Linked DNA regions of Mus musculus: regions 2, 3, 4 and 5 are each linked to region 1. A link is a loop called in an ENCODE intact Hi-C map of the cell type or tissue named here. Cell type or tissue: heart. All regions are shown on one strand.

Region 1 (5,000 bases):
CACATAGTTTGGTAAAAAGAAATGCAGTGATAAAATTACAATTTCATTTGGATGTATAGTAAGTAACGCTATATGCCGGCATGCAGCTTTTAAATTTTAGCTCTGTTTGCATGTTTGTGGAGGTGTGCAAGCATAACTGCAAGCTCTTTGACACATCTCTCATGAAGAGTTTATGGTGTGCGGCTTCAAGTATGGCTTGACATTGCTTTCACCCTGAGAGCCACTTGACCTCTGGCTAGGTCACTCAGCACCACACAGCAGCGGTCTACCTTGCTCACTGGATTGCTCACTCTTGGAGCTCTGAGCTCCCATGCCAGACTTCCTCTAAGCTTGTCTAGATCCTTTGGTCCAAAGTCCTTGTCTCCAAATCATGCCAGTGCAGGCAGCAGCTATGTAAATGAACTAACCTTTAGTTCAGGGCTTGGCTGGTTATGTAAAGGGCTGGATTATATGGCTTTGTGAACCATACAATCTCTGTAACGACTATTCTGCTCTGCCACTTCAGCACAAAACCACAGAGATAATATTGCCTATGATGGCTGTGTTCCAGTACTGCAGATGTACAAAGCCAGGCCACAGATTCTCAGGTCCCTTCCCGCTGGGGTCACTCCAGGTGCTAGATACTCAAGGTCACAGACAGAGAGGCCACAGAGAAAAGACAATCCATTTCCTCTGTCCAAATCTATGAATCTAATAAAATGGCCAGTGCTTCATTCCTACTGCATTGGTAGTAGCCTATAAAACAGTACTGTACAAGGGAGGCCCCATTAACAAAGACAGATTTGCGGCTGGAAAGTTGGCTCAGTGCTTAAGAGCACTTGTTGCTCTTGCAGAGGACCAGTGTTAAATTCACAGTACCCAACTGGTAGCTCACAAGTATCTGCAACTACATTCTAGGAGACCCAACACCCTCTTCAGACCTCCATGGGTACCCCAGCATACACATGAATGCAGTCAAAACACCCATACACATAAAACTAAAGTAATTAACCAGAAAGAAAAAAAGTCACATTTGTGTTGAACATGGTAGCACACACCTTTAATTCTATCTAGCACATGGAAGTCAGAGCAGATAGATCTCTGTGAGTTTGAGGCCAGTCTGGTTTACATAGTGAATTCCATTCCAGCTAGGGCTAAATAGTTAGACCTTGCCTTTAAAAGAAAAAAAAAAAGTGAGATTTAAGCAAGTCCTAGTGGCACACACGTGCAGTTCTAGCTACTAAGAAGGCTGGAATATTTGCACAACCAGGAATTCAAGTCCAGCCTAGGTAGCATAGCAAGACCCTGTCTGTCCTACGTAGATTTCTATTGTTGTGATGACCAAAAGCTACTTGGGAATTTATTTCAGCTTACAGTTGAAATGCATCATGAAGGAAAGTCAGAACAGGAATTCGAGGCAGGAACCTGGAGGCCAGAACTTAAGCACAAACCATAGAGGAACTGCTTACTGGCTTGCTCAGCTTGCTTTCTTATGCATCCCTGAATGACCTACCCGGGAATGGCACCATCCACAGTAAACTGGGCTCTTTCACATCAAGCACCAATCAAGGGTCTGTTTAATCCAGCGCTTCTGGTTTGATGTCCTCCTGCAGGGCTAGAGATGCAAGGAGCTTATTGTATCACAGTGCGTATGGGTCTGTCCTCAGTTTCAGTAATAAATACTTTAAATTTATCAGGGTGGTTTACTCTGGGCTCTAATGTGATCTTATCTCCAAAGAAAAACAAATCATTCTATTTCCTTTAAGAAAGCCTCATACGCCTTCCGTTTCTTTGAGATTCACAATCTGATGCCGTGGTTTGGGCCTCCCACCCTTTCCTGTAACAGCACTTTCTTCCATCCCTGTTTCAAACTCTTTCCTTACAGGATTCGGCTTAGTTCTCCCCGAGCTAACCTCTGGGGTGGAGGTTGCAAGATCTTGACGCCAGGGTCCGCTCTTGCACTCCGTTTCAGTAGCCAGGGGGAGGACCTGGCAAGCAGGGTGTGCTGCCACGGCGGCCACAGCCTCTGGAATGCAGCTGCTAGGACCTCTTATGCCAGTAGAGCCTGAACTGCAGAATCGCTGCCCCTCCAAAGCAGCTGGACCCACTAACCTTTAAAGGTCTTGGAGTTGCATCCGTCGCTCTCCACTAAATTCGGCCTCTACCCTTTCCAATCCCTTCTACCTACCCATACAGAGTGAGATTCCTCTGATGTAACCAAGTAGCCAGAGATCATCCTCCCGATTATTTTCTTTCTTAGCCCCCTCCCCTTCCTCTCCGTCTCTCGGTCCTTTTAGCTCAAGATGGTGGCCCTCCTTAGCTCTGTTCCATCTCCTCCAGCACCTCCCTTCCAGATTTCCTACACACTCAAGCCAGGGGTTAACCTGCTGGAGTTGACCCAAGTTCCATTCTGCCCCGCCCCTCCACCCTCCCTAGGGCTTGTCCTTGGATCCTCCCCTTCCCGCCCCCTCCTCCAGTTCCATCCTTCTTTGCTCTCTTTGCCCTTCCCCCTTCCCGCCCCTGTCCACTCCAACCTGCTGGCCCCTCCCGGGCCTGAGCCCTGGGCCCGCCTCTTCTAACTTAGGACTCCTGCGATCCCCAACTCCGCACTGCCACTCTGGCGCCTGCTGCCCGGGCGGCCGGGACTGAGGCGCTTCGCACGCGCCCTCGGCGACTGGCGAGTTTGGGACGTTGGTGGATACGTGCATCTGTCCGGAGAGAACTGCCAGATCCGCGGCCCCGCGATGGTTCTGGCCCCACTGCTACTGGGGCTGCTGCTGCTACCCGCGCTCTGGAGTGGAGGTGAGTGCAGGTTGCAGGGTCTCCGGGAGCTGCTACTCATTCCAGCGAGCCGTAGAGGGTTATGGGGGCTCCCTAGCCGGGTCTTGGGGTGCACGTCTTAGTAGAACCGATGGGAACCGAGAGCTTCCCATTACCACAGAGAAAGACCTCAAGCCCGGTTGGGCGCTCTGGGAGCAGCGAAGTTTGAGCCTTTAAGAAATGCAACTCAGGTCTGGCGTGGCATGCACCAAGAACTTTACCCTCAACACTGTCTAGCCTTGCCGAGCTTTGGCGGGGTTTCTGCGAATCATAGACCGAGGATTCCAAGGTAATTCCACGCCGTGAACCAATAAGTAGCTGCAAAAGTTGGATGTCACCGTTAGCGCGTGGCGTTGCTTGGAGGCTAGGTGTCCCGCCAGGGAAAGACTAGTTCTGGCTTCTCCCCTGGGCTCTGCTGAACATTGTGTTAGCCCTCCTTTGTAGGGACAGCCTGTCTGTGAGTGTAAGAAGCCTGCAAAAAGCCGAGGGGGACGATACGGTCCTTTCACTATTATTACTGTGGAGCGGAATCTTTTTTGTTTGGGTAGCACAAACAAGTGCTCAGACCACAAGTGCTCTCACAAGCGGTTCAATTTGACATGCTGGATTGATTAGCGCAAACAAGTATGGCAGGTTCCTCCAACAGATGACACTGAGGCACTTTGTAAAGAAGCTGCTGGGGGGAAAACAAAACAAGGTTTTTCCAAAAAGAAATAGACGCAGGAGGGGTTGGAAGACTACTATAAGCAAGCACATTTCAGGTATTGTTCCTTCAGGTATTGCTCCTGCCCTAAAAGATCTGTTTCTATTCGGAGTGTAATTTTGTCTCTTTGATCTTGAATCTGGTAGACTAAAGTTTGTCTTTTAAGGAAAGTTTGGTTTATGGTTTAGCTACAAACCTCATTTTTCCTCTCAAAGTTCATTTGCTCAAATGAGCTTTTTTTTCTTTTCTTTCCTTTTCTTTTCTTTTTCTTTTTTAAACAATTCTTTCCTTGCACATTAAATTACATAAGCAATTTGTAGTTTGAGGCAACGTGACAATTTGCAACAAACATCAACAGCCAAAAAACGAGCTAAGAACTGAGACCACTCTATTCTCCATTACTAAACCCTCAAAAGTTCCTCAGCCTTTCTGCCAGGACTGTTCTTAATAATCCGCTGAAAGTCGGGTATACTTTTGCTACTAGCCCTAGCAGGCCACGCGTCATTTTGGAGGCTGTGACTGTCATAAGCATGGGAAGAGTGATAGGAACCAAAGCTTTTGTTTGATATTTTTAAATCTATGCTTTATTTTCTTTTTGTTTTTGTTTGTTTGTTTGTTTGTTTGTTTTCGAGACAGGGCTTCTCCGTGTAGCCCTGGCTGTCCTGGAACTCACTCTGTAGACCAGCCTGGCCTTGAACTCAGAAATCCGCCTGCTTCTGCCTCCCAAGTGCTGGGATTAAAGGTGAGCGAGTGCCACCACTGCCCTGCTATGCTTTATTTTCTAAGTTTTGAAAACGTGTGATGAAGTTCTGTAGCTGACAGACATAGACAACCGTAGAAAGGCTTAAAATGCACGCTGAGAAAGAATGAAAGTTTCTCAATTTTTTTCTACCTGAATTGGAGCTGCTGAGAACGTGTTTCAGGAGTCCCAGTCTTTCCTCTCTGCTTGGCCCCTGATTTGGACCACGGTGTGGGGGGAGGAGGGAAAGGGGGCGACCGAGCTGTATAAGGGGCACACAGTGTCCCTAGGGAGGGTCAGATAGGGAAAGAGGATGAAGGAGAAGTTTGAAAGTGCATAAAAATGAAGCCAGTCTGGTGACTTCATCTGTGACTAAGATGTGTGAACCCTGAGAACAAACCCGGCTTTTAAAATGGTCGATTTTTTTAATTTTTGGTTTTTGGTTTTTCGAGACAGGGTTTCTCTGTGCAGCCCTGGCTGTCCTGGAACTCACTCTGTAGACCAGCCTGGCCTCGAATTCAGAAATTTGCCTGCCTCTGCCTCCCAAGTGCTGGGATTAAAGGCATGGGCCACCACCGCCCAGCTAAAATGGTCGATTTCTTAAATTGACACTAAAAACAAACATTCCAACTTATTATAAACATTTTTTCCAAGAACTCTAAGTGACCCCTCTTGCTTTTTGGAAGTAAGTAGGGTTCATTTGAATAAATGAGTGAATGAATTTTGTTCTTTAAGATAGTAAGCACGATATAACCGCCT
Region 2 (5,000 bases), 240 kb after region 1:
GAGCCAGTCCTCGCCTTTCCTTTTTCTAAGCTTTCATCCTCTGTGATATCCTTCAATCCTCCAGCTTCTAATATCATCTTATACAGCTAATTCCAATATCCTTGTCTCCAAATCCAAGCCCTTAACAACCAAACAGCCAACTTCCCATTCAACTGATTTACCTGGATACCCACCATGAAAACCACCTTTCAGTAAGACTCTTCCTTAACTATCTTCTTTACCACACAATCCTTATTATTCCACAAATACCTCCTAACTCCTCACCCACGTTTTCATTTCCTCCATGGCTTTCATTATCATCTAAACTTCGTATCTGTGGTCCACCTCAATAATACACAATTCATGACCACCTGCATTTCTCTGTATTTTATTCATTTACTTTTCTATCACCATGGCCCTGAATGACGTGTCTTCTGCCAGTAGAGGTTGTTTTAAATAAATGAATATTCCTATCAGGAACAAAGTCACCCCTGCTTCAAGCTGGAGACATGGCTTAGTAGTTAAGGGCACTGGCTGCTCTTCCAGAGGACCTAGCTTGATTTCCATCACCTATTTGGTGACTAACAACCACAGGTAAGATTACTTTCCTCTTCTGGCCTCCAAGGACAATGGACACACCTGGTGCAGACAAAACATTCATACATATAAAATAAATTAAACAACAACAACAAAAAAAAACCAAAACATGTTTTAGTGCACTGAAAAAAAGTTTACAGGCAAAATCAAAAGACAAACTAAGAGAAAAATACAGAAATCTAAAACCTTGAAAAAGACCTAAAGGCAAAGTGAAAAGCAGGCATACAAACACACACCTTACTTTCAGACCCGTTTTCACCTATCTTTTGGCCAATCCAAGTATCCCTTACATATTTCAGCCAAACTTTAGTAAGTGGGTATATTGTTTTATACATGTTTGAAGTGTTAACTATTTTTTTAACCTTACTCAGTTCTCATACATGTTAAAAATTATAATTCATTTCTCTTGTTGTTCTTACATGTTATCACCTGCAAGTAATGTGTCCATTTCTTCACAGTATCAACAGGACTTAATTTCCATGAATGATTCTGCTTTAGAAGCTGGGTGATGAACTCATATGTAATGAAGTAACTTGAGCACCTTAATCCTCTATGCCTCAATTTTCTCATCTGTAATGTGAGACCATCACTTTCTTCTTAAGGTTGATGTGAAACTTTTAGTTTCACATTAGGGTTGGCGAGATGGCTCAGCAGGTAAGAGCGCTGACTGCTCTTCCAAAGGTCCTGAGTTCAAATCCCAGCAACCACATAGTGGCTCATAACCACCCGTAAAGAGATCTGACGCCCTCTTCTGGTACGTCTAAAGTCAGCTACAGTGTACTTATGTATAATAATAAATAAATCTTTGGACCGGAGCAAGCAGGGACTGATGGAGCAGGGCCAACTGGATTGAGAGGGGTTGACCAGAGCGAGCAGAGGTCCTTAAAAAAAATTCAATTCCCAACAACCACATGAAGGCTCTCAACCATCTGTACAGCTATAGTGTACTCACATACATAAAACAAATAAATCTTTTTTAAAAAAAGTTTCACATTAATTACACAGCAAAGCTATGGTAGCCCAATTAGGCTAACAGTTTCCACTAAGGTATTTGAGACTGAGCAGTGAACATATACATATATCCTTTCCCCTTGAAACAGTGTTTCCCCTATGTAGCTGAGGTTGGCTTGGAACCTGCTATTTAGACCAGGCTGGTCCCAGTCTCCCAAGATCTGCCTGCCTTTCAAATGCTGAGATTAATAGGCCCAGCCCAACACTGTAATGTTATCTTAATGAGGGTGGAAAAAAACTCGTGAAGGATGTGTCAAGGGTTCCACTGAGGAAAGAGAGAACATAGAAGACAAGGATTTAGGAGAGATGGAGTTTGAGGGCATTATCAACTCAAAAAACTAAAAAGTGGGCCGGGCAGTGGTGGCACATGTCTTTAATCCCATACTTGGGAGGCAGGGTCAGTCGGGTTTCTGAGTGAGTTCCAGGACAGCCAGGACTACACAGAGAAACCCTGTCTCGAAAAATTAAAACCAAAAAAAAAAAACCAAAAAAAAAAACCAAAAACCAAAAAAACCTAAAAAGTGAGTGGGTATCTGCACAGAAATCCCGCACTCTGACTAAGTACGAGATTAACAACACGCTTTTCCAAATTAACAGAAAAACTAAGCCGAAATGATGCTTGCTGCTTTATTCTGGGAGTTCTGGTTCAGGATCACTGGCAGAGCAGTCTATGTATCCTTCAACTCTCGAGGTGCCGGCAAAGCCACCTCGGAGGTGACTGACAGCAAACACGTTAAGCGCACGTGCAAGGGGAGCAGCCGGCCCCTGGGGGCAGATTCAGAGGCTGGGGCCTCCTCCCGCCGCCCGGCCACTGCCCTCGCCCGCAGTCCCTACTCTGACTTCCACCCCACTTCCCCTTCCGACCTCCCCGCTCCGGTCCCGGCCCACGCGCCAGCCAGGGCTCGCCGGTTTCCAGGAGCGAGGGGGCGGAGCCCAAGCGGTGCCCTGCAAAGGACCAGAACGTGGGGATCACCTTTCCTCAGGGTCGGCGGCCGGTTTTTTGCCGAGGGCCGGATTGGGGGGCTTTGAAAAGAGATTTTCAAAATCCATAACTCAGACAGGGACCGTTCCTCTCCACGCCGAGCAGGTACTGAACAACCAGCGAAGCGGAGGCTACAGTCGCGCCAAGGGCCACACGCTCCGCCCAGCGCACGCGCACGCGCTCGCGCTCATGTTGCTTGGGCGCGACTCCGCGCGACCTGGCCAGCCCTACCACGCATGCGCAGTTCTCACCGTTGGTGGGGAGGCTTTCGGTGCCTGAGCTGCGCACGCGCAACTCTCTGTACTTATGTCCGATTCGTTCCTTAGTGCAGCACTACAATGTCGTTAAAAAATTAAAATAATCTTTAGGATTCTTCTTTAGAAAGCTGTGCTATTTTTATATGTACGAGAGAGAGACAGAGAGAATGAGTGCAGATGCCCGCGGAGGCCAGTTATTGTAACCCACCTGACATGAGTGTTGGGAACAGAACGCAAGACCTTTATGTTTTAACTATTGAGCCATATATCTCTTCCAGCCCCTTTAAAATTGACAGGTGACCAAGCAAAATTAATTGCACAAAAAGGAACCTAGACGATCTCTTCTGAGTAAACACATAAATATATTTAAAGCAGGCAAATTCAATAGAAAGTACTAAGTATTAAGACTATTTGGGGGTGGGGGGGTGGGGGGGTGCAGTCTTAGAGACCTGCAGATGAAGATGCAAAACTCTCAGTTCCTGCTGCACCATGCCTACCTGGATGATGCCATGCTCATTCCTTCATGATAATGGACTGAACCTTTGAATCTGTAAGCCGGCCCCAATGAAATGTTGTCCTTATAAGAGTTGCCTTGGTCATGATGTCTGTTCACAGCAGTAAAACCCTAAATAAAATGGAAGCTGGTAGCCGGGCGTGGTGGCGCACGCCTTTAATCCCAGCACTTGGGAGGCAGAGGCAGGTGGATTTCTGAGTTCCAGGCCAGCCTGGTCTACAAAGTGAGTTCCAGGACAGCCAGAGCTATACAGAGAAACCCTGTCTCGAAAAACCAAGAAAAAAAAAAATGGAAGCTGGTACCAGGGATAGGTCTGACCATGCTTTTGTTTGGAAGAATGTTGATTTCAGGACTTTGGATTTGGAAAGCGGTGGAATGTTTTAAATGGGGCTTAATGGACCATCCTAGTAGGAATATGGAAGACTTGCTGAGAATAACTGTGCAGACCAGGCCCAAGAGGTTTCAGAGAAGAATTTTCAGTTTGTGGCATAGAGACTGTTTTTGTGGTATTTTGGTGAAGAATGTGGCTGCTTTTTGCCCTTGTCTGAGAGTCTATGTGGGGCTAAGGTAAATATATATATTAATTGCATTGACAAAGGAAGTCTCAAAAAAGCCCAACATAGACTTTGTTCTCTGGTTAAATCTCATGAAGAGGTTTTTTTTTTTTTTTGAATAAGTGTAGCAGGCTTTGAAAGGAAAAATACAAAATATGTGGTTGACATTAAAGGGGCACCAGGAAGTGAAATGGAACTGAATCTTATGTTCAAGGAGGTTAAATTGAATTAAGGAAGTGTTGACCTTAGGCCAAGATCCACACAGCAAAGTACAGGTCTTTAATTCCAGGAGGCAAAGACAAGCAGATCTCTGACTTTATGTCCAGCCTTGAACAGAGCAGGTTCTAGGTGAAGAAAAGTTTTAAGTCCAGGCATGGTGATACATATCTTCAATCCCAGCATTAAAGGAGACAGAACCATACAGATCTCTGAGTTCAAGATCAGTCTACAGAGCAAGATCCAGGACAGCCAAGCTTAGGCAGTGAAGGAGTTGGAAAACAGAAAGCTGGTGATAATGTCATAGAACAAGAGGGTCATGTTTCAGCTCCTGCAAGCAGCATAACTCTGCAGTTTCAGCCATGTGGCTCTGGCTTTAGAGTCCAGAATAGAAGGGATTACTGGGACAATTGATGCTAGTTAGCTGGAACTAAAAAATTAGTGCTGATTAAGAAGAGACCAGCATCACTGAGGTGAAATCTTCCAGGTAGTGTTTTCTGAGAGCACAAAGAAGCTGTGTTCCAGAGATAGCCAAGGTTGTACCTCATGCTGCAGCTGTACTTGGTAATGTGTAAGAGTCACCAAGGTAGTACTGGTTTTGAAGGCATGAAGGTGTCATGAAAAAACAGTTGAGTCTTGGCACTGTGAGGCCGTGGAAGGCCATTGGTGATAGTGCAGCTTCCGTTGCAGTTGATGGCCCAGGACTGAAGGGGTCATGCAAAGGAGTTGAGGTTTGGCACCATGAAGAGCCTATGAGAGGCTCTTGATGAAGCCTCATTGCAGCAGGAGACCTCAATGTATTAGAGATGCCAGTACCATGGGATGATCACCAAGAACAGCAACAACAGTGGAGTGGATCAAGCTGGAGAGTGCTACAGAGGGCAGAGCTA
Region 3 (5,000 bases), 240 kb after region 1:
ACAGGGAAATCACAGAGGCTGAAAGTGGGTGCTGGCAGCCAGTGCTAAGAGGGAGGAGGCAGAGGTAGAAGGACGGCCAGAGTCAACTTCTGGTCAAGTCTTCACAGGTACAAGTCTCCACAGAACCCTGTATGTGGGATGCTCCTGCCTCCCCACATCACTGAGCACTTCCAGAAGCTGGAGTGAAAGAAAAGCACCCTGAGGACATCCTCCTAAAGTCAATTCCTGTACCTGTTCCCGGGAGCCACTGTTCTTCAGCAAGGCCCTTGACCCTTTGTCTCCAGTGCCAGGCCACTTTCGCTTCATTTTCTTCTGTTTAACTTTCTTGTGACCAGCTTTAGATTTTTTATTTTTTTGTTTAGCAGCTAAAAACAAGCAAGTTCATTTTTTAAAACAGCATAAAGGTACGACATCAGCTTAACCTTCAGAAATATGCCTTATAATAACGCAGGGGAACTCTGGAGCTCAGCAAAGGAAAACTGGTGTGACAGCAGCGCCCTGACTGTCTAGGAGCTTTGCTATATGAGGCAAAGAAAAAAAGAGAATTCTAACATCCCAATTTCAAATACATTGTTTTTGAAAAGAAGAGTTTAATGAGAGACAAAATCAAAACAATTAAGCAATCTTGCCAGCCACAGACCAGAATATTTTGAAGATATAAGCAACTGACTGAGATAATTAGAATGACTACAGTTTTACAAAAAAAAAAAACTACAGAGGTTTAGGACCTCACATATTAGATTTTTTTTTTCTCTTGAAGATATGTCATAAATCTGAGGATGGTGGTAAATACTTGCTGCTGGCTGGTTTTTTTTTGTCAACTTGACACAAACTTTAATTATCTGGGAAGTCAGTATAACTCCATCAAACTGCCTGCAGACAAGTTTGTAGGGCATGTTGTTGGTTAATGACTGATGTGGAGGGTCCAGCTCACTGTGGGTGATACCACTCTGGACAGGTGGACCTGGATGGTTTAAGAAAGCAGGCTGAGAAAGCGCTGCTTACTGGCTTGCTCCTCTATGGTCTCTACTTCACTTCTTGCCATGCGTGGCTTCTTTCAGTGATGGACTGTTTATCACTCAGAAATATGTAACATGACTCCATCCCGTTCCTCCTCAAGGGCTGCATGGTGGTTTATCACAGCAATAGAGAGCAAACTAGGACAACTGTAAGCCCAGCACTGAGGACACTGAGGTTGGAGGATCAGGAGTTCACAGCGAACTTTAGGTACACAGCAAGATTTAGACTACCTGGGCTAGATGAGACCCCGTCTCAACATATCACAAGACCTGCAACAAAGAAAAAAGAAAGAAAAAAAAAAAAGAAAATGTTCCATATACACTAAGTTTACCTAGAGATGTACTTTGAATAGAAGAAACACTTGGAGGAAACACAGTAAATGAAAAACATTAAGCATTTCATTTAAATTGGGTGCTTGTGGCACACAGAACTTGAGAGGCAGAGTCAGGAGGATCTCTGAATTCAAGGCCAGCCTGGTCTACAAAGTGAGTTCCACGACAGGCAGGGCTACACAGAGAAACCCTGTCTCAAAAAAGAAAAAAAAAAAAAAAAAGAAAAGAAAAAAAAAAAGAGAGAGTGAAAGAAATGAAAGAAATGAATGTCTATGGCCAAATCCCATTTTAGCAATTTAAAATAATAATTTCTAGCCGGGCGGTGATGGCACACGCCTTTAATCCCAGCACTCAGGAGGCAGAGGCAGGTGGATTTCTGAGTTTGAGGTCAGCCTGGTCTACAGAGTGAGTTCCAGGACAGTCAGGGCTATAAAGAGAAACCCTGTCTCAAAAAAACCAAAAAAATAAAAAAATAAAATAAAATAATAATTTCAATTTAAAAAATAAAAATTAAAAAAAATGAAAAAGAAATACATTTCCATGCTAGGGATATGGTTCTGTGGTGGCATATTTCCTTAATACATATGAGGACTGGGTGATCAATCCCCAGCAATTAAAAATATATGGACACAGACAAGCACGATTATCCAGTCAGTCAATTCTTTAAATGAGAGTCATACGAACAGGCACAGCCTCATCTTTCATACATGCAGAAGCTGAGGATTCAAATTTCTTCTGATAGAGACACAGCCTTTGATAACTCAGTAGCAGCTGCCTAGTGTCTCCTACAAAATACGCATTTATATGTCAAGCAACCAAGTCTTGGATTATGTCTCACATCAAGCAATCTCGTATCTGACATAAATAAAGAACAACAAAAGTCACCTTTTCATCATAAGAGAAAGAGCAGGTGATAAAACACTCATCCAAATACAGACAACCACCCCAACTTCTACAAATGAACTTTAAGTGGTAAACAGTTTAGCGCTTACTCTGCTGGGTACCTTCTGCTCCTGCTTTCTTCACAGACTCTTCAGGAAGTAATGAGGGTTGAGCTGCGTTTGCCATTTCTTTGGCTTGTATGTACTGTTGAAGCTCTTTGTCAAAGTTATCTTCTGACCCCTGGCTGCATGTCTCACCATCACTATATGGGTCATAGTCCTTACTTCTTGATTTTTTACGTAGCAAACTCTTTGGTGATGTTGCAGCGTTTCCAAGGTGCTTAAACTAAGTAAAGATGAAAATTGAAATTTCAAAACTTAAGATATATAAGGAATAATGGTCATTAATTGACCATTATTGCATTTGCATGCATGGGTTTCATATAGCATTCTCTACACTCTTTTTTAAACACCTTATGTTTTTGCAAAATTGAAAATGGGCTGGAGAAATGACTCAGTGTTAGGAGCACATAGTACTACTCTTCCAGAGGACCCAAGTTGGTTCCCAGTACCACGTCCAACAGCTCACACCTGCAGGTATAGCTCGAAAGAATCTGATGCTTCTGGCCTTGAAAGGCAAACCAGCACTCAAGTGTACACACATACACACAATAAAAAAAATAGTATAAATTTTAAAACACATACACAAAAACCAACCAGCCAACCACAAGGAAGCCAAGGAAGATGGCTCAGTCATCAAGTGTCTCTCTTACGCAGGCATGAGAACACAAGTTCAGACCCCTAGCACCCATGTAAAAGCTGGGTATGGTGACCTCATAGCTGTCCCTAGGAGACAGAAGTAGGTGAATGGAGACAGACAGATCCAGGAGTTCACTGGACAGTGCATCAAGTGCACCAGTAAGCTCAAGGGAGGGAGGGAGGGAGGGAGGGAGGGAGGGAGGGAGGGAGGGAGAGAGAGAGAGAGAGAGAGAGAGAGAGAGAGAGAGAAAGAAAATCTGTTTCAAAGTAGAGAACAATCAAGGAAGCTACCTAGCACCAACCTCTGGCCTCCACATATATGCACATACATGTACATGAATGTGTACACACACACAGAAAACAAAACTTACAACAAATAAACTACAATGACATTTGCCTTTAATGATAATTTGGAGAAAGATTGTGAATTTGCACAAACGTATTTACTTGTCTGTAATCCCAACATGAGGGAAGGCAGGAAGAGCAAAAGTTCAACGAGAGGCTCAATTACGTAACTCAAGGCCAGCCTGAATTACACAAAATCTTGTCTTAAAAAAATATGTGTATCAGCTCTGGTTATTAAGATGTCTGTACTTAGCAACATGGGTACATATAATGCATTTTAGACATAAAGTTCTTTTGTTTTTTCATTTAACCAAGTCAGGCCCTTGCTATATAGCCCACCCTGGCTTAAAACCCCCAGCACTCCTCCCACCCCAACCTCTCAAGTGTAGGAGTGAGCCACTGCAGCCTTTTTCCTTTAGCCACCTGGCTTTATAAACTTATAAAGTTAAGTTCCACTGGAAACCGTCATGCCCATTTGTTTAGAAGCTGTTTCTGCTGTTTTTAGCTGTGACAAGACTATAACCCACAGAGTCACCAAGATTCGCTAACATGCTTTACAAAGAAGTTAGCCTACTCCTAGCAACAGACAATGGTTTTAGTCTCTAATTTATTTAGTGGGCAAAGAGGTATGCTAAGATGTAAGACTTCACAAAGAAAAACTATGGGACACTTGAGGGTTCTGTAAGCAAAGAGCTTGCTTTACAAACACAGGGCCTGAGTTTAAGCCACAGGACCTACCTTAAGAAAAAAGCAGAACATAAGAAATAAGAGAATCCATGGGGCTCACCTGATAGCAAGACTAGCTCACTTGGTGAGTTCTGGTGAGAGACCCTGTCTCAATAAATATATTACTTACATAAACACACACACACACACACACACACACACACACACACACACACACACCACAAGTGAATAATGCCTGAGGAACAACACCCAAAGTTGTCCTCTGGTGCTTTCAGTAATGCAGACAGATATAGACACACACTTCCACACACATGAGCTTCTGCCAACAATCACACACATAAAATGCTTAGAAAGATTTAAGACAAAAACTATACAATATTCTAAAGATTCTAATTCCCCTCTAAATAATCTATAAATTTTATATATTTCCAATGAAAAGCCTACCAGGACTACCTGACAAATTAATTTTAAATTTATATAGATGGACCTATATATAAGAATAGCCAAGAGAAGCTGGGTAGTGTGGTGGTACACATCTTCAATCACAGCACTTGAGAGGCAGAGACAGGTAGGTTCCTAAATTTGAGGCTAGCCTGGTCTACAGAGAAAAGTTCCAGAATATTTAGGGTTACACAGAGAAACCTGTCTTGAAAAAAAAAAAAAGAGAGAGATAACCAAGATACTTTAAAGAAGAAATAAACAAAGGTGCCAGGTCTTGCTGAGGAAGGATAAAATAATTCAGAGGACAAGACAGAGAGTTGAGAAGACTAAACATTAACACTTGATTTTAACAAGAGTGACAATGTAAAACCACAGGGACAAGACAGCCCCTTACTGATAAACTAATGGTCCTGGAACAATTAGGCATGATAATAACCAAATGAATGGGAAGATGGGTTGCCTGCACACCATAGAGATTATAAATTCCAATGTGAGAAGGTAAAATAAAGCTTTAGAAAGTAATGTAAGACAATAG
Region 4 (5,000 bases), 54 kb after region 1:
CCTGTCCTTCAACTCCTGCGTAATAACAGGTATTGACACCCAAAACTTGGAAGGGAAGGAAAACCCACAAGCAAATTATGCTGTATTTAATCTTTATGTCGTCATTCTTTCTCACAGAAACTCAAACATGTTTTATATTTTACTGTCACGTAGCTCTTTAGATAGAGAAGATGAAATGCTGGGTTCATGGTTCTTTCCTACTATCCTCAGGAAATCACAGCAACACAAAGACATGTTGGAATATGCTGAATGATAAGTTAAAGGTTGGGCATGCAGAGAAGGGGATTTAAAACGACGGAAGGAGTTCTAAAGGATTCTGATTTCAGTTTCGGTAAACGGACTGGATGAAGGATATGACATAGCATTTTGTAAAGGTTCATTGCCAAAAAAAAAAAAAAACAAAAAAAACAAACTAAAAGTGACTCCTGGAGGAAGTGTATAACTTCCTTCCTTTTCCACAAATTCTGCTATTACAGTTTCAAAAGGCATGCTGGGAATCTCAGAAATCCATCAGTGGGTGTAGACTTATAAAGACGTATTTACTAAGGCTAAGGTTTAAACTTCTCCGAGTTTAGACATGTATAAAATGGGAAGCATTAAAATGTGTGCTTCATGTAGAATCTCATCTAAACTTTCTTTAAAAACTCTATCCAAACAAACAAACAAAAAAAAAACCAAAAACCTCTATTCTATTTCCAAAGCTTGTGGGATTTCTATGCGTTTATTTTAAGACAAGGTGGCCTTGAACTTCCGGTCCTTCTGCCTTATCTCCCCAACTCTGAGGTCAAACTTGTGTTTCTGACTGACCTTCATTTATCTTAAAGCTTTTTCCAGAATAACCAAGACCCACTTTGCCTAAGCCAGTGGTTCTCAGTCTCCTAATGCTGCCGTCCTTTAACACAGTTCCTCATGTTGTGGTCACCCCCAACTACAAAATTATTTTGTTGCTATTTCATAACCATAATCTTGCTACTGTTATGAATGGTAATATAAATATCTGTGTTTTCCAATGTTAAGCGACTCAGGTGAAAGAGTTGCTTGACCCCCAGAAGGGTCACGACCCACAGGTTGAAACTGGTTGATACTTGAAGCCTCCTGTGGTTTATAATTGTGATGGTGTGTGTGTGTCTTCTTTTTCCATAGTAATCCCCTCCCCGCCCACTGAAGTCCATATCCTCAACAGTACAGCACACAGCATCCTGGTCTCCTGGGTCCCTGGTTTTGATGGCTACTCCCCACTTCAGAACTGCAGCATTCAGGTAAATTTCCAAAATGGAGAGGGAAGGTGCTGAGTGGTGCTCTCTGACTTTCCCTCCTCCTCCCCAGGGTAACCTCTTCCACTCCCCCTCCGTGTCCACCATCACGGGCTGTTTTGATTCTCTGGCCACAGTGCTCCATTGTGGCCCAGGACCCAAGCAAGGGAGAAACATGTTTCCAAGGACAAAGGCCATGAAACCAGGGATAATTCTTTATAAGTTACATAGACACATCCCTGAAGGAGAGCTGGTTTGTGACCAAAGGTCCAGGAGGCTCCACACCTCCCAGAGTGACTTATCCTGGGCTGGTGTTATGGAGGACAGTCATGTGGGTCATGTATGCTGATAGATGAAGCCCCTTAGCTAACATTGTCTCTTGGGGAAAAGGGGGTTGGGGGTTGGGTTTGCTGGACTTGTTCAATCATCAGTTCCTTTTAACATTAGCTAAAGTTACTATGAAACAGGGTTGGGGAAAATATGGGTAGGTCACCCTAAATGATACGTTGTTGTGGTATAAGCTGTATACTCTTGAGTGTTCCTTTCATGAAAACACTATCAGTAACATTGTTATTTAACAAGAGCCCACTGCAACCAAGGCATTCTTCAGATACCTCTTGCTTAAAACAGCACTCACCAAGTCTGTGAGTGACAGGACCAGAAAGAATTCAGGCCCTGAAGATCTGATGCCAAGCAACATCAGAGCTCAGAGGTCCTAACTCCATAGTCAGATCAGACACTGTGTAGGAGCTAGTTAGCAGTCACTCTTGGACTGTCTTCTAATTGTATGAATGTATTCTACCTTGTCCATTGTTATGCATAGGAATGGAATTACTCTTAATTTCCTGAATATCTAGTTTTCTCATTAAAAACTCATTAACCTGTGTATGTGGGGTGGTGGCACATACCTTTAATCCCAGCATTGGAGGTGGGGAGAGGCAGAGGCAGGTGGATCTCTGAGTTAAGGCCAGCCTGGTCTACAGCGTGAGTTCCAAGATACCTAGGGCAACACAGAAACCCAGTATCAAGAAATAAACAATAAGCAAACAAACAAAAGTCATTAACCAGGCCAGCAAGTTGCCACACAAGCCTGAGAGCCTGAGTTTGATCCCAGGGTAGGACAGAACAGAGTCCTGAGCATCCTCTTCTGACCTTTACTTGTGTATCATGGCACATAAGTGTCCCTCCCATGATAATAATACATAAATGAATGAAATTAGATTTTAAAAAGACAAACAAATTAACCTAGCATACTTGTCATGCCAACTCAGTTTGGAGAAGTGACTTCCAGAGAATTTTGTGTTGATCAACCAGATGTTTTTCATACCAACTAGAATTAAGTTCACTGTCCTTGGTGCCTCCTACTCTTATCTGACAGCTGTTCCTTCTCTGAAAAATAAAAACAAACATTATCCCTAAAACCGTCTCCTCGCTGTACGGCTCCCAGCCTTGCTTGGCTCCTGCCTGACTTTGTATGTGAATTTCAGTGCAGTCCTTATGCCTACCGTCTCTCACCAGGAAATCTAATCAACTGATTAATGATTTTTTTTTTAAAAGACAGAGTCAGCTTCTTGTTGTCTATAGTGCCCTTCCTCTCACTGTTGCCAAAAATAACCATGAACTCCTGTTCCTCCTGCTTCTGCCTCCAAAGGGCAGTGTGTGCCGCCACCATGCCTCATTGGAAAAAAATGTACTCTAAGTGTTTATGCTGCACATCTGTGCTAAACATTTCCCTGTAGACATGGCGTTAGCTGTGTTCCAGGGCAGTTTTGATTTGCTGTATTATCATTCATCTCAAGGGGTTTCTCCCTTGGTTTGATTTTGCCTATTTTGTTTTTCTCTCTCTTTCTTTCTCTTTCTTTCTTTCTTTCTTTTTTCCTTCCTTCCTTCCTTCCTTCCTTTCTTCCTCTCTCTCTCTCTCTCTCTCTTTCTTTCCTTCTTTCTTTCTTTCCTTTTTCTTTTTTTTCTTTTACTTTCTTTTTATGTGGGCGCTGCTGATTTGCATGTGGGTCTCCATGCGTGTCCAGTCAGTGTTCTTATCCACTGAGCCTCTTTTTTATTTCTAACATTCCATTAGAAAATACTTAGCATGATTTCAGTCATTTAGCATTTATTAAAGCTTGTTTAATGACATAGCAGATGTCCTATCCTAGAGACTGCCGAGCACTAGAGATGGGGTAAACCAGTTGTAGAAATGTTCTCTGTGTAACAGTTTAGCCTGGTTGGTTCGTTGTCTCACTCTGTCTTATATCCTGTTTGTCTTCTGTCCTAGTATATACTTCTATCTGTAACTATAAGTGAGGAACCTAGGTCTCAACTCTCATTTTTTAAGCCTTTCTCCCTTTAACTCTACCAGTTTTGCTCTATGGGAGTTCAGAGCTCCATTGTTGGGTACAGTGAGGAAATGGTGTTAGTGTTTGTTCTTCGGATATAGCTGGAGTTATAGCCAGCCTTCTGAAAAGCTAAACTGAGGAGCCAGAGAGGGTATGGCAGAACTTCAGGGAGACTCTGAGAGAGAATGGCTCACACTGTGACCTCTTTGAGAGAGTGAGTCTCTGGGTAGGTGTGAGGAGGGGAGGGACAGCTGAATGGCTGGAAGTGCCAGGTCACTCCGAAAGGTGAAGAGTCAAACACCAGCTTCACCCAATCTCTCTGACTTTGCTGTGGCTTTGCATAGCTGTGGACTATATAAAAAAGCATCCCAGGGCAGACAAGGGTAAGCTCCCCTCGGCCACCTTGGACCATGTGGTGCCAGATGTGGTCATTCTGCACTCAAACCATCAGCTAGCTCGGCTCCCCTTCACTCTTTCTCCCTTCTGCCTTTGGTAGATGAGCAAATGACACGGAAAAGCCAATTAAATGACACAAGCAATCTTGATATTTACCTAAATTAAAACCTGGGTTTCATTTTTCTGATCTTCACATTTAATAGAGTGTCCTTTATCTCCTATGATGGCCGCTCATGGGATCTAGAAATTGCGTCCAGCATGTCAGTCCCTTCCCAGAGGGACTGAGCATGGATTTTAGTTCATCACCATTTTAAACTCGGTAGCAAATGAATGGTTTGGATGGGATTCAGGGCTGCACACTTTCCGGACATACCCTTTCACTTCCTTTGATCCTGACTAGAGTTTCTTTCTTCACCCATTTTTTTGGAACACATGTTCCTTTTCTATTTTTAGCTCCCTCATGTGCCTCTTGCCATTCTATGCCCCACTTTTCCCCAGGGTCCACAGAGGAGGGCCATTTTAGAAATCTGACTTTTTTCCCAAGAACCTGCCCGTACATGCTCACAGAAGGTTCCAGAACTGGGATTGGGGCAGAGAGCCAAAGGTTTCTTCCACCTTAGTTTTAGTGGTTGGTCACCAGGAAGTCAGTGCATAGTTTAATATGAAAGAACAAAAAGTCGTTTCTGCCAAAAAGTCACCCTAAGATAAGCACATGGCCCCTGTTTCTCAAACAGTGGTGGCCTCAGCCTCAGGCCAGCTGGTACCTTCCTGTCACCCACAAGGTCTGAGTCAGAGGTGGAATTCAGCCTTCACTCCACCCTCATGGCATCTACCAGGGGACTCCAAAATGTTCCAGAATGTCTATTTATGGCCCTGTGCTAAACTGCACGCACACCTATCCTGACATAACAGCACTGTATGCCCATGGCCCATGATCGTACCTCCTTAATAAGGGGAATTCGTTTTTTGATTAAAGATTTTTTCCCCCAAAATTGCTTTTGGTTGTTTCTGTTTTACC
Region 5 (5,000 bases), 120 kb after region 1:
GTTTTTAGCACGTAAGTGGTGGAAACAGAGGGTTGTGAGTTCAAGGATTGGGGTATATAGTGAGACCCTGTCTCAATAAAGAAGAAAGCAGCATTTTGGCGCATCAGCTGTCAAAGCAGTCACCTTGGTGTCACAGGACACAGCAGAGCTTCCACTTTGCTTGCTGACTTTAGGGTGCCCAGGACCACCAGAAAGCACCACATCAGGCATCTCCAGCCAGGGCAAGATCAAAATTAAGAACAGCCTGTGCTGGGTGTTCAGTTTGCAATACCATAAAGCTGAAAACTGTGAGTCTAACTACCATAAGCTGGGAACCATCCATGCAAACAACGCAGCTTCCTGGTGAGGTGACTTGGGGACATTGCTCACATGCTTTTCCGAAGTCTCTCCGAGATTACATGCCACTTGCCACCGCGGTGGCTGACTGGATAATTACGTTGTCTCTATTGTCCACATTCCACTCACGGTCACATTTACTCACTGTCTGGGCTGATTTGTTAAGATTGGCAAAACAAAGGAACAGAACCTGGGAGGTTTAGAGCGCAGCGTGGAGCTCCTTGCGGTTGTGGGATCAGGAAGTCCAAGATTAAGTTGTTGACACAGATTCCTCTGACTGCCTCTATTGGGGGCTTGTCGCAGCTCCTAGGGTCTACAATGTCCTCCCCAGGCTTCGAATGTGTCTGAGGCTCTTGGATAGAGATACCAATCCTTCCGGATAAGGGCCCACCCTGAAGATCTTATCTCACTCTCTTTCTCTATTCACATTTGATGAGCTGGAGATTAGAACCTTACCGCATGAATTTCAAGAACGCTAACCTATTGCCATTTATGATCCTTTCCTGATGAACTGGAGTCTTACTCCAGAGACTGCTTCTAGAAGCATCTAAATTAAAGAAATCTCTAAAATATAAGGATTAAAAAAAAGCTATAGGCTTTTTAAATTAAAAATATGTTTTAGATTTACTTATTTATGTGTATGAGTATTTGGCCTGTATGTGTTGTGGACCAGTGAGATCAGAAGAGGGCAACAGATGCCCTGGGACTGGAGCAGAGGTTGTGAGTTGCCATATGGGTACTGGGAATGGAACCCGAGTCCTCTGCAGGAGTGGCCAGTGTCTCCAGACTCTTTTATATCTACACCCCAGGATGTGACCAGTGTCCCCTGTTCCATTAGCTCTTTCTGTGGTGCTGATTGAACCAGGGTCAGGGTATATTGGGCAAATACTACATCCACCCCCTGCTGATGGCCCTTTGCTGTGTTAGGTTTGATTGATTTTACCCTGGCCCCTGGCTGAGTGTTGTGGATGGAGGAGATAACAAATACAGCCTAACTAACTCAAGGAAGCAATGCTAGTGCCACTCTTCCTTGGAAATGAAATTACCCTAGAATAAGAAGCATCTAATTAACAAAAGTAATTACTCTTTTTTTTTTTTGTGGCGGCTCGTGCCTTTATTTTATTTTATTTTTTTAAAGATTTATTTATTTATTATATGTAAGTACACTGTAGCTATCTTCAGACACTCCAGAAGAGGGCGTCAGATCTCATTATGGATGGTTGTGAGCCACCATGTGGTTGCTGGGATTTGAACTCTGGACCTTCAGAAGAGCAGTCGGGTGCTCTTAACCACTAAGCCATCTCGCCAGCCCATAATTACTCTTTTAAAATGTTAATTACATTTTACTTATGTATTGAGTGGGAAGTATTTGGGGGTTAAAGAACAACATTCCAGAGTCTGTTTCTGGGACCTTGTGGGTAGTCAGCTTTGGCAGCAAGTGCCTTTAACCTCAGGACCATCTCAATATTCCATTTGCTCTTCAATAAGGTAAACTCCCTGTTTAGTCTATTACTCGGAGATCGATACCTCTGTGAGATATTTAATGAGCCGTAAGATACAGTTCTGAATTGATTACTGGTTTAATGGTCTCTATTAAAGGTACTCCTTGTAGTGTGGAATGTTGCTAGCAGAGGAAGCTGGTGACCAGGGCGATATTAGAACTTTCTAGAGATCCATTCCTCTCGATTTTACTGTGAACTTAAATGTGCTTGAAAAATAGTTAACTATTTTAAAATAAGGAAATTAGAGGTATAAACAGTAACTCCTACTGAATCTAATCGGGACTAAAAAAACACCTTCAGGAAAGATTCAAATTCATATAAAACATCAATTTCCTAGTGCCACCTACTGGTGAGACCTGACTATTGCTCTCGAAACAATTTTTTCCCCTTAGTTGACAAGTATTTTGTTTTGCTTTTAGACAAGCTTGTGCAGCTCACGCTGGTCTCACGCTTGCTATGTGGCTATAGGCTGTCTTTGAATTCCCACGATCCTCCTACCTCCACCTCCCAAGTACTAGGATCTTCATTTCTGCAACTTGTCATTAGAGTGCCCCATTATCCTCGGGGCCCTGCTCTGCAAGCTGACCTTTCAACTGCGTTGCAGCCAGGTCTTTCCTTTCTAGTTTCCCTTAAGGCCCTGCCTCTTTTTCCTCCCCCTCCTCTCCCTGTTCTTTTCCCCGCCTCCATCTTTCTACACACAACCTTCCCCTTAAAGCAGCTTCTAGTTCCGCCCAGGTTCGGCCCTTTTAATCTTGTAGTCCCGCCTCCACACTTTGGTTCCGCCTTCCCTTCTCCCGGGAAGGCCCCGCCTCCCTACCACGCCCCGTGCCCATAGTCCCGCCCCAATTAAGGTCTTGGCCCCGCCTCCACTCCCGGCCCCACCTTCTCAGCCCCGCCTCCACCCGGCCCCACCTCCCAGGCCCCGCCCCCTCCGTGGGCGGGTTTCCCTCTGGACTCTCTTCCCTTCCCTCCACACTTCCTCGGTTCCTTCCAGGCCTGGCCCTGAAGCCCTGCTCCAGGTTTGAGCCTATTTCCTCTAACAGCGCCTATCCGCTTCAGCCCAAGACCCCCTCCGCATTCACGCCCGTGCTCTCGTTCCCCTCGTGGGCACGCCCCTTCAGGGGCGGAGCTGAGCCAGGTGCGGCCCCGGGGCGTGGCCGGGTTCCGGGAGCGCAGGTGCGGCGTCCGCGTCAAGATGGCTGCCGCCTGTCGGTCTGAGGCTGGCCTCCTTCCCAGCCTCCTCTGCCGCCGGCCCGCCGGGGCCCAGCTGCTGCGAGTTGCCCTGTGTCTCCTGTGCTGGGTCCCGGCGGCTGTGGACGCAGTCCCCGAGCTCGGGCTTTGGACGAGGACGGTCAATGACGTAAGTGCTCTGTAGGGACTGAGGCGTGGCGCTTCTTAGGCTCCAGGGCCCTGGCTGGATAGCTCCGCCTGCGGACCAGTCTGGCCTTGGGCACATTCACTAGGGCTCTCTGGGACCAGCGGTGGGTCCTCTGACGCGCTTCTTGAGCCTTTTGTCTAGAGTGGGCTCTGGGAAGGGAGCGTCCCCCTCCTCTGCCTAGGCTTCTGGGAAGAGCGGTCCCACTGTGCTTTCCTAAGACGGCTTCCCTTTCCAAATGTTGTTGCTGCTCGCGAGGCTCTCCACCCGCCTCTCACTGTCCTGACACGGTGTCTCTAGATCTTGCTTTTGTTTCTTCAGTTCAGAGCCCCAATCTCTGCATTCCCAGCGGCATCGCTGGGACCGAATACTTCGGCTAGGTTACTACTACTGGGGCCACATCCACAAGGCCACAAGGTTTGTCTAGCCTTTCTGTTAGAGCATAAATTGAGTGTGCTCTACAGTCGTGCATAAAGTCACCTCGCCTCTCTTATTTTTCTTGAGTTTCTGTATATTCCTTAGTGTTCATGACTTCTGCGCGTGTCTGTGGAACAGGGTGTTTGCTTAAGAGTGTTTAAAGGGCGAGTCTGATGGATGAAAACTTCCGTAACTGGGCAGGCCGTTAGAGAACTTGACGTCCTGTATGGTTAAGAGATGATGTGGGAAGAAGGCAGAGACCAAATTGTGCAAAGTCTTGCAAAAGAGACAGGATATCGGGAAGCGGCCTTGTCTTGAGTCCAGAGTCAGATGACTCGCCCAGATCTGCTTGGGATGTGTGGAAACAGCGTCTAAGTTCTAAAGGTGACATTTATATTTATATTCCTTCAACCAAAAGTAGTATCAGAAGGTGCACATACTTCCAAACACAAAACTGCAGAGGCTCAAGTGTAGGCTTCATTCTGTGGCCCGGCTCAGTGTATTCATTGCGTTTGAGATTCTTCTGAGTAGGTGCCCAGTATTTTTTTTTTTTTTTTTTTTTTTTTTTAGCTGTCATATGCTTTGTTCAGGCTGAGTTTATTTCCTGTGTAGCTCAGGCTGGTAGTGTCAGCAGCCTTTTTTTGCAAAAAGCAGGATGATTATTTTTTTCTTATATCAAGTTGTCAGAAATGTATCTTTTAGAACAGAGAGAATGAAACATGTCTTTGTATACTTACCACGATAGGGCCTGCCCATCTCTATGGCTGTATTTCTCATCAATAAAAAGCAATGTTTGTTGAAGCACACTTTATGGTTTCCTGCTGCTTTTTTAGTGAATGCAGTTAAGCCGGTTTCCAAACTCAAAATAAGAGCATTGTGAATCAGCTCCATGAAAACTGTTGCTTGAGCATGTACCAAAAGATCTTTGTCAAGCGTACTTCAGATAGTAAGAATCCCACTGGGAAGAATGGCAGGTTCTTTTGACAAGCAGAGAAGTGTGTTTTTTGACTGTAGTTATGCTTTGGTCAGACTGAGTTTATTTCCTGTGTAGCTCAAGCCAGCAGTGTCAGCTTTGCAAAAAGCAGGCTGATTATTTTTTTTCTTAGAATAAGTTGTCAGAATTTGTCTTTTAGAACATGGAGAATAAGACTTTCATTTATGCGGGGCAGTGGTGGCGCATGCCTTTAATCCCAGCGCTTGGGAGGCAGAGGCAGGTGGATTTCTGAGTTCGAGGCCAGCCTGGACTACAGAATGTGTTCCAGGACAGCCAGGGCTACACAGAGAAACCCTGTCTTAAAAAAAAAAAAAAAAAAAAAGACTTTCATTTATGAATTCATCAGAAGGAAAAAAAAGGTTCTTTTAGCTATAAA

Evidence for each region. Hi-C counts contacts between places; a loop is a spot of excess contacts. Peaks named below come from ENCODE experiments on the same cell type or tissue, not always from the same donor. Only the 100,000 strongest peaks of a DNase experiment are listed, where the experiment ranks them.
Region 2: a loop joins it to region 1, with 3 times the contacts of the local background. A loop is called at or near these places in 11 of 42 quality-filtered maps.
Region 3: a loop joins it to region 1, with 3 times the contacts of the local background. A loop is called at or near these places in 11 of 42 quality-filtered maps.
Region 4: a loop joins it to region 1, with 3 times the contacts of the local background. A loop is called at or near these places in 12 of 42 quality-filtered maps.
Region 5: a loop joins it to region 1, with 12 times the contacts of the local background. A loop is called at or near these places in 38 of 42 quality-filtered maps.

Annotation. Positions count from the first base shown.
Region 1 is chr2:128,696,323-128,701,322 of GRCm38, forward strand. Mertk (MER proto-oncogene tyrosine kinase) reads left to right here and starts at 2,593. Exons shown (of 19, transcript NM_008587.2): 1 at 2,593-2,781. The coding sequence starts at 2,724. Gm39931 (a long non-coding RNA gene) reads right to left here and starts at 2,180. Exons shown (of 5, transcript XR_001783466.2): 1 at 2,092-2,180; 2 at 1,493-1,594. In heart, CTCF peaks have their summits at 1,923 and 2,122; DNase peaks (open chromatin) are centred at 1,969 and 2,509; H3K4me3 peaks cover 2,334 bases; H3K27ac peaks cover 2,400 bases.
Region 2 is chr2:128,941,288-128,946,287 of GRCm38, forward strand. It overlaps Zc3h8 (zinc finger CCCH type containing 8), which reads right to left and starts at 2,733. Exons shown (of 9, transcript NM_020594.2): 1 at 2,561-2,733. The coding sequence starts at 2,637. In heart, no CTCF peak of the experiment used is centred here; DNase peaks (open chromatin) are centred at 2,504 and 2,794; H3K4me3 peaks cover 1,581 bases; H3K27ac peaks cover 1,167 bases; H3K27me3 peaks cover 223 bases.
Region 3 is chr2:128,932,968-128,937,967 of GRCm38, forward strand. It overlaps Zc3h8 (zinc finger CCCH type containing 8), which reads right to left. Exons shown (of 9, transcript NM_020594.2): 3 at 2,345-2,579; 4 at 232-365. Among named protein-coding and RNA genes, the nearest start is that of Zc3h8, 8.6 kb to the right of the region's middle. In heart, no CTCF peak of the experiment used is centred here; no DNase peak of the experiment used is centred here.
Region 4 is chr2:128,750,764-128,755,763 of GRCm38, forward strand. Mertk (MER proto-oncogene tyrosine kinase) reads left to right here. Exons shown (of 19, transcript NM_008587.2): 6 at 1,144-1,259. Among named protein-coding and RNA genes, the nearest start is that of Mertk, 54 kb to the left of the region's middle. In heart, no CTCF peak of the experiment used is centred here; DNase peaks (open chromatin) are centred at 2,878 and 4,708; H3K27ac peaks cover 3,128 bases.
Region 5 is chr2:128,815,306-128,820,305 of GRCm38, forward strand. Tmem87b (transmembrane protein 87B) reads left to right here and starts at 2,998. Exons shown (of 19, transcript NM_001355629.1): 1 at 2,998-3,198. The coding sequence starts at 3,034. In heart, CTCF peaks have their summits at 2,192 (motif pointing left), 2,393 and 3,060; DNase peaks (open chromatin) are centred at 2,746 and 3,866; H3K4me3 peaks cover 2,624 bases; H3K27ac peaks cover 1,823 bases.